Regions from separate parts of the Homo sapiens genome. Here all the other regions are linked to region 2. A link is a loop called in an ENCODE intact Hi-C map of the cell type or tissue named here. Cell type or tissue: gastrocnemius medialis. All regions are shown on one strand.

Evidence for each region. Hi-C counts contacts between places; a loop is a spot of excess contacts. Peaks named below come from ENCODE experiments on the same cell type or tissue, not always from the same donor. Only the 100,000 strongest peaks of a DNase experiment are listed, where the experiment ranks them.
Region 1: it touches region 2 in a loop (7-fold over the local background); 1 of 110 quality-filtered maps calls a loop at or near these places.
Region 3: a loop joins it to region 2, with 2.9 times the contacts of the local background. A loop is called at or near these places in 1 of 110 quality-filtered maps.

The regions. Positions count from the first base shown.
Region 1 is chr6:123,294,793-123,297,292 of GRCh38, reverse strand. All of the region lies in intron 24 of TRDN (triadin), which reads left to right. Among named protein-coding and RNA genes, the nearest start is that of TRDN-AS1, 140 kb to the left of the region's middle. In gastrocnemius medialis, no CTCF peak of the experiment used is centred here; a DNase peak (open chromatin) is centred at 1,428; H3K27ac peaks cover 300 bases.
Region 2 is chr6:123,089,714-123,092,213 of GRCh38, reverse strand. No RefSeq gene overlaps it. Among named protein-coding and RNA genes, the nearest start is that of CLVS2, 95 kb to the right of the region's middle. In gastrocnemius medialis, no CTCF peak of the experiment used is centred here; a DNase peak (open chromatin) is centred at 1,053; H3K4me3 peaks cover 348 bases; H3K27ac peaks cover 2,072 bases.
Region 3 is chr6:123,166,029-123,168,528 of GRCh38, reverse strand. No RefSeq gene overlaps it. Among named protein-coding and RNA genes, the nearest start is that of CLVS2, 170 kb to the right of the region's middle. In gastrocnemius medialis, no CTCF peak of the experiment used is centred here; no DNase peak of the experiment used is centred here; H3K27ac peaks cover 737 bases.

The sequences.
Region 1 (2,500 bases), 210 kb before region 2:
CTCATTTGAGGCAAAATATCAGATAACTGTCTGAGATGAAAAGTGAGAACAGAATGGTCAACAGTAAGATGCTTGAATAACAACTAAAAATATTTCATAGAAATTATTGTAGTGCAGCCTCAAAAAAAACTTTAAAAATAATGGGTGCCTCGAAAACTTAGCATAATATATAGCCAATGCATACCAACTAGGATGAAAAAGGCATATCAACCACAGACCCTGTTACAGATAATCTTGTTTAAAGGACTTTCCAAACACTCTCTTATCTTGCCCATTATTGCTGCTTTTAAAAATAAAAAACACCATAAATAATATTTCTACTTCTTATCTATCAGGTCACTTTTCTATCTATCCTGACATGAAGCAAAATTTTTTCCAGAAATTTGTTCTAATTGTCAGAGACAATTCTTGTTTACCAAATGGCCTTTAAAAGACTAAAGGGAAATTTTCAAAGCATTTACCATTTCTTTCCCTGATGTTCAGCATTGTGTAAATAATATTAACACACATCATTATCTATGAAATCCCTAAGAACATATTTCCAAAATTATATACATAAAACTATATTATTTTATTCAAGTAACTTTTTACAGCACATTTGATAAATGAGACTGCCTTATATGAGAATACCTCTATAAGTAAGGAAGAAAAAAGAACGTTTGTGAACTCTAATTCATACACAGCTCAGAAGGCATTTTCTCTTAGAGTCTTATATTATATTTTATATATTTAACATTTATATTTCCATTTTAATCTTGATAATTAAAAGTTTCATGAATCTCAGAAAACATGTCTCCGAATCATAATGGCTTCAAGTAAAATGTAGTAACATTTCTAAACTGATTGAAGCATCCCATTAAAGTCCTTATGATATTTTCTTGCATCCCCCTAATGGTCTTCTTATTGAATATATGTGGTAGAAAGTTTAGATATTAATCTTCAAGTCAATTTAAATGGTAAAATGCCTGTCGGATGGTTCTTTCTGGCTAAGATGTATATCTACAGCAAAGTCAACCTCTGCTCTGTTCTAAGTAGTGGTAGGCATAGATATATCTGCATCAGAATCACTGGTCTTAAAAACAAGATTTGTTAATACGCCCTTAAAGTTAAACATGCTCTGATAGATTAAAGCAGAAAATCTATCACGAGTTGAGTAAATAGATGTCTTAAAGAGCAGTAAACCCAGGAGAAAATAATGCTGCAACATTTCAGGTTGATTTTTATCTGAACTGCATTTCCCCATTAAGCAATTTACTCTTGAGATTTAAATTAATAAAATTTTAAAAGTTTTAATTTGCCATTCATTCATCTTTTTTTTTTTTCTGTTTGAGACACAGTCTTACTCCATCACCCAGGCTGGAATGCAGTGGCGCCATCTCATTTCACTGTAACCTCCACCTCCTGGGTTCAAGCGATTCTCGTGTTTCAGTCTCCTGAGTAGCTGGGATTATAGGCATATGCCACTACACTTGGCTAACTTTTTGTATTTTTAGTATAGATGGGGTTTCGCTGTGTTGGCCAGGTCGGTCTCAAACTCCTGGTCTCGAGTGATCCACCTGCCTCGGTCTTCCAAAGTGCTGGGATTACAGGCATGAGCTACCACGTTAATTGATAAATAATAATTGTGTATATATATGAGGTACAATGTGATGTTCTGATTTATGGATGCATTGTAGAAAGAGTCAATCAACTTAATTAAGATACCTATCACCTCACCAATTTTTCATTGTTTTGTAATAAGAATATAAAAAATATTTTCTTTTGGCAATTTTAAAATATATAATACATTATAGATGCAGGGCAGGTGAGCCCCAAAGTGAAGCTTAGCCTGCAAGTGTTCTTGGCTTTGCCTAGGAAAGAATTCAAGGGCAAGCCAAAGGTACATAAAAATAGCCTTATTGAAGAGGCAGCATTACAGCTCTGGGGATGTTAAGCTCTGTGACTGCTCCTGCAGAGCAGCGCTAGTCCATAGGCAAAGAGTAGCATCTCAGGACAGTTTTGTAGTCATATTTATACCCACTTTTAATTGCATGCATATTAAGGAGCAGTCTATGCAGACATTTCTAGGGGAGGAGTAGTCATCACTGAGTCACATGGAAGGGGGCAGTAACTCCTGGGTGTTGTCATGGCAAGGGTTAATTGACATGGCACACTGGTGGGCATGTCTGATTGAAAGCTGCTTTTGCCCTGGCCCTGTTTTAGCTAGTCCTCAATCTGGTCCACTGTCTGAACTCTGCCTCTGGAGTCAAGTCCTGCCTCCTTCCTCATTTCCTGCCCCCTCAAAGATTAGATACTCCTCCTTAATCTTAACGGACTGCAGAAGGGTAAGATTCATTTTCTGTAACTGCTTCTTGCTGAGTTTATGGGAGTAGGCCCTGCCTAGCACTGGAGGAGTAAAAATCTCTAGATACCTGCTGTAAGGGGCCAGAAGCAGGACACTTCCATTCTCCAGGTCAGTAGATGGAATTGCTTGGAAGCCTTGTGCCAGCACTGTTTTTAC
Region 2 (2,500 bases):
CTTATTCATACTCCTATCCCAGCAACCAGATGGAGACCACCAAATATTACATGCCCAATATATGTTTGTTCAGTGCTGGATTGACTTGAAATTAATCTTGTCACAAGAGAAGCAGTGAATTGGGCTCCCCATGCCCATTGGTTTTATTTGTTTACATATACTACAGAGCAATCAATCAACATTGATTTATAATTCTCCCCTGGGAATTATAAAGTGATTTTTGAAAGTATGGGGTAGTGTGGGGTGATGGTGGTGAACTTGGGTTGTACTTGTAAACAAGAGCCTGTAAGAAAACCTGATGCCTTAATAACTGAGGTGTGGTATTTTCCTTGCATCTATCTGGTGGCTATGTGCCTAATTTCTTTCTAAACATAGATCCTGAGTCTAACAGTGCCATCTATATTTCAAATCCTGAGTCTGTGGTGTTTTTTTCCCCCTCAGGTTTGGGAATACATTGGCGACTATGTCAATGAAGTCAGTGAGCATTGCTCATATTCTTAATGTGAGCCCTGAATATGACACCAGACCTGTGTCACTATGAGAACTAAAAGGAAAGTAAGACTAAAGACTCACTACAATAAACTGCCAGAATTTCCCCTTATCTGCATTTCACTGAAATGAAAAACTGTGCCCCTAGCAAAAATCCATTTCCAGCATGGCAAAGGCATAGGCTCAGCAGCTTCTCTCTATAATACTTTAGTAATGAAGCCCTTCTAGCTGGGAATCACATCCTGTCTGTCTGACTTTCACTTAGGAAAACATGTTTATCAACTCAAAGATGAATCATTGTGGCATTTATGTGAAATGGACAAGCCAGGGCTACATAGTTATTTTCCACTGCTATGGCAGCCTTTCTCTTCTATTTACAGCTGAATCTCAGCCCACTCCTGCTGAATAGAAAGTCTGGGCTCCTTCCAGACCTCCCAAATCTGATTATGGAGTCCTCCAAGGATATATCTGATTGGTATACACTACCTTGAGGGCCAGCTCCAGCTCAGGGAGAGTCTTGCTTCTCTGGTCTAATTTGTGTGTCATGGAGATGTCAGCCACACTGAGTCATGAGCAAACATGAGTTGAAGTACAAGGTGTCCTGAAACTACGCAGGGCAAAGCAGAGTCAGACTTCAGCTTTGCTGTCTTCTGACTCCTGATAATATACAAGAGATTTCAATTATAATGCTTCACGTTGACTTCTGTAATTTCTTAAAAGAAATATCTGTCTTTTGTGGAGCAGTATGTTGCAGTGGTTAAAGATGCTGCTGTGATCTGAATGTTTATGTGTCCTCAAAATTTGTATGTTCAAATCCTCACCCCTAAGATGATGGTATTAGAAACTGGGGTCTTTGGGAGGTTATTAAGTCATGTGGGCAGAGAACTCATGAATGGGATTAGGGCCTTTATAGAAGAGGCCTTAGAGAGACTCCTCTATGGATTGCCATGTAAAGTTAGAGTGAGAGGAGCTGTCTATGAGAAAGCTTGCCATCATCAGTGACTGAATATGCTGGTGCCTTGATTTTGGAATTCTCAACCTCCAGAACTGTGAGAAATAAATTGCTGTTGTTTATAAGACACCCCATCTGTTGTATTTTGTTATGGCATTCCAAATGGACTAAGACAAAGTCCTAGGTTTATCAATCAGAAAGAATTGGATTCAGATCCTGGCACTGTCCTTGAGCAGATTAATTGATGTCACTAAATGGCAGTTTTCTCATCTGAGAATTTTGGCTAATCTTAGTATCCACTCTATAGGGTGGTTTTAAAGATTAAATTGAATAAAATATATAAAAGGCAGAGCATAGACCCAAGTGTAATATAAGGGCTCAAAAACTGGTAGATATCATTATGAGTGTTATATTAAATGTCTTATTTCCATAGTAATCCAATGTTCTTTTAGCTGTCACTATCTTCATTCATTCTTCTTGTTTAGTCATTCCCTTAAGTTTAACTGTCTTCAGCAGGCCCCTTTATCTCAAATCTTCTCTTTCTGTTTGAAACAATCCATTTATCCAAAAGGAATAAAGAAAAAATTTTCTCATGTCTGAGAAGAAGCAGTAATGGGTAACAGTAACATTATTTTTTAAAACTCAAAAACTAGGCCGGGCACGGTGGCTCACGCCTGTAATCCCAGCACTTTGGGAGGCCGAGGTGGATGGATCACAAGTCAGGAGATCGAGACCATCCTGGCTAACACAGTGAAACCCTGTCTCTATTAAAAACACAAAAAAAATAAGCCAGGCGTGGTGGCGGGTGCCTGTAGTCCCAGCTACTCGGGAGGCTGAGGTAGGAGAATGGTGTGAACTGAACCCGGGAGGCGGAACTTGCAGTGAGCTGAGATTGCGCCACTGCACTCCAGCCTGGGTGACAGGGTGAAAGTCTATCTAAAAAAAAAAAAAAAAAAAAAAAACACACTCAAAGACTAACATATCATTAAAATGGAACCCAAAGCCCATTTAAGACCTGGTTGTGCTGTTTGTTTCTGTTTATTTGTTTGTTTGTTTTTT
Region 3 (2,500 bases), 76 kb before region 2:
AACCAGAAATGGTTAATAAATATGTTCTTCCACCATAATTTTTTTCTAAGACATTTTGGCGTATTTTTTAAAAACTGTGTGTACATAGTAGGTGTATATATTTATGGGGTACATGAGATATCTGGATACAATTACACAATGAAAAATAAGCACATCTTGGACAATGGGATATCTATCCCCTCAAGCATTTGCCCTTTGAGTTACAAACAATCCGTTTACATTATTTAAGTTATTTAAAAATATACACTTAAATTATTATTGACTAGGGTCACCCTATTGTGCTATCAAAGAGTAGATCTTATTTATTCTTTCTGTATTTTGTACCATTAACTACCCCCACCTCCTCCCTAACCGCACACTACCCTTCCAAGCCTCTGGCGACCATCCTTTTGTTCTCTATGTCCATGAGTTCAATCGTTTTGATTTTTAGATCCCATAAATAAATGAGAACATGTGATGCATGTCTTTCTGTGCCTGGCTTATTTCACTTAACATAATGATCTCCAGTTCCATCCATTCTGCAAATGACAGAATCTCATTCATTTTTATAGATGTGTAGTACTCCATTTTGTATGTGCAGCACATTTTATTTATCCCTTCGTCTGCTGATGGACACATAGATTGCTTCCAAATCTTAGCTATTGTAAACAGTGCTGCAACAAACATAGGAGTGCAGATATCTCTTCGATATACTGATTTCCTTTCTTTTGGTTACATATCCAGCAGTGGGATTGCTGGATCATATGGTAGCTCAATTTTTAGGTTGTTGAGAAACTCCAAACTATTCTTCATAGTTATTGTATTAATTTACATTCCCACCAACAGTATACAAGGGTTGCCTTTTCTCCACATCCTTGTCAGTATTTGTTATTACCTGTTTTTTTTTTTTTTGATATAAGCCATTTTAAATGGGATGAGATGATATCTGATTGTAGTTTTGATTTTCATTTCACTAATGATCAGTGAGGTAGGGCATCATTTCAGTTGCCTGTTTGCCATTCATAAGTCTTCTTTTGAGAAATGGCTGTTCAAATCATTTGCCCATGGTTTGATCAAGTTATTTGATTTTTTTTCTATAGAGTTGTTTGAGCTCCTTACGTATTCTAACTATTAATCCTTTGTCAAAGGGGTAGTTTGCAAATATTTTTCTTCTATTCTCTGGGTTTTTTTCTGCACTTTGCTGTGCAGAAGCTTTTTAACTTGATGTGATCCCATTTGTCCATATTTGCTTTTGTTGCCTGTGCTTGTGGGGTATTACTCAAAAAATCTTTGTCCAGATCAATGTGCTGGAGATTTTCTTCAATGTTTTCTTGTGGTCGTTTCATAGTTTTAGGTCTCAAATTTAAGTCTTTAATCCATTTTGATTTTATTTTTTAATATGGCAAGAGATAGGGGTCTAGTTTTATTCTTTTGCATTTGGTTATCCAGTTTTCCCAGCATCATTTATTGAAGAGACTGTCTTTTCCTCAGTATATGTTCTTGACACCTTTGTCAAAAATGAGTTCACAACAGGCGTATGGATTTGTGTCTGGGTTCTGTATTCTGTTAAATTGGTTCATGTGTCTGTTTTTATGCCAATACCGGGCTGTTTGGTATAATTTGAAATCAGGTAACATGATTCCTCTGGTATTGTTCTTTCTGCTTAGGATAGCTTTGGCTATTGTGGGTTTTTTTTGTGGTTCCATATAAATTTTAGAAATTTAGAATTGTTTTTTCTATTTCTGTGAAGAATGTCATTGGTATTTTGATAGGGATTGCATTGAATCTGTAAATTGCTTTAGTATGAACACTTCAACTATATTGATTCTTCCAATCCATGAACATGGAGTATTTTTCCATTTTTTGATGTTCTCTTCAATTTCCTTTATCAGCATTTTATAGTTTTCATTATAGAGATCTTTCACTTTGGATAAGTTAATTTCTAGGTATCTAATTTTATGTATGGCTATTGTGAATGGGATTACTTTTAAAATTTCTTTTTCACATTGTTCACTGTTGGCATATAGAAACTCTACTGATTTTGTAAGTTAATTTTTGTATCCTGAAATTTTACCAAATTTGTTTATCAGTTCTAATAGTTTCCTTGCAGAGTCTAGGTTTTTCAAAATATAAGATCATATTATCAGCAAATAAGAATAATTTGACTCCTTCCTTTCAATTTGGATGTCCTATATATCTTTGTCTTGTCTAATTGCTCTAGCTAGTACTTCCAGTTCTATATTGAATAACATAGTGACAGTGGGCATCCCTGTCATGTTACAAATCTTAGAGTAAAGACTTTCTGTTTTTCCCCATTAAGTATGATACTAGCTGTGGGTCTGTCATATGTGACTTTTATTATGTCGAGGTATGTTCCTTCTATACCCAGTTTTTGAGGGTTTTCTTCATGAATGGATGTTGAATTTCACCATATTCTTTTTCAGCATCAATTGAAATGATCATATGGTTTTTAACCTTCACTCTGTTGATACAATGTATCATGTTAATTAATTTGTGTATG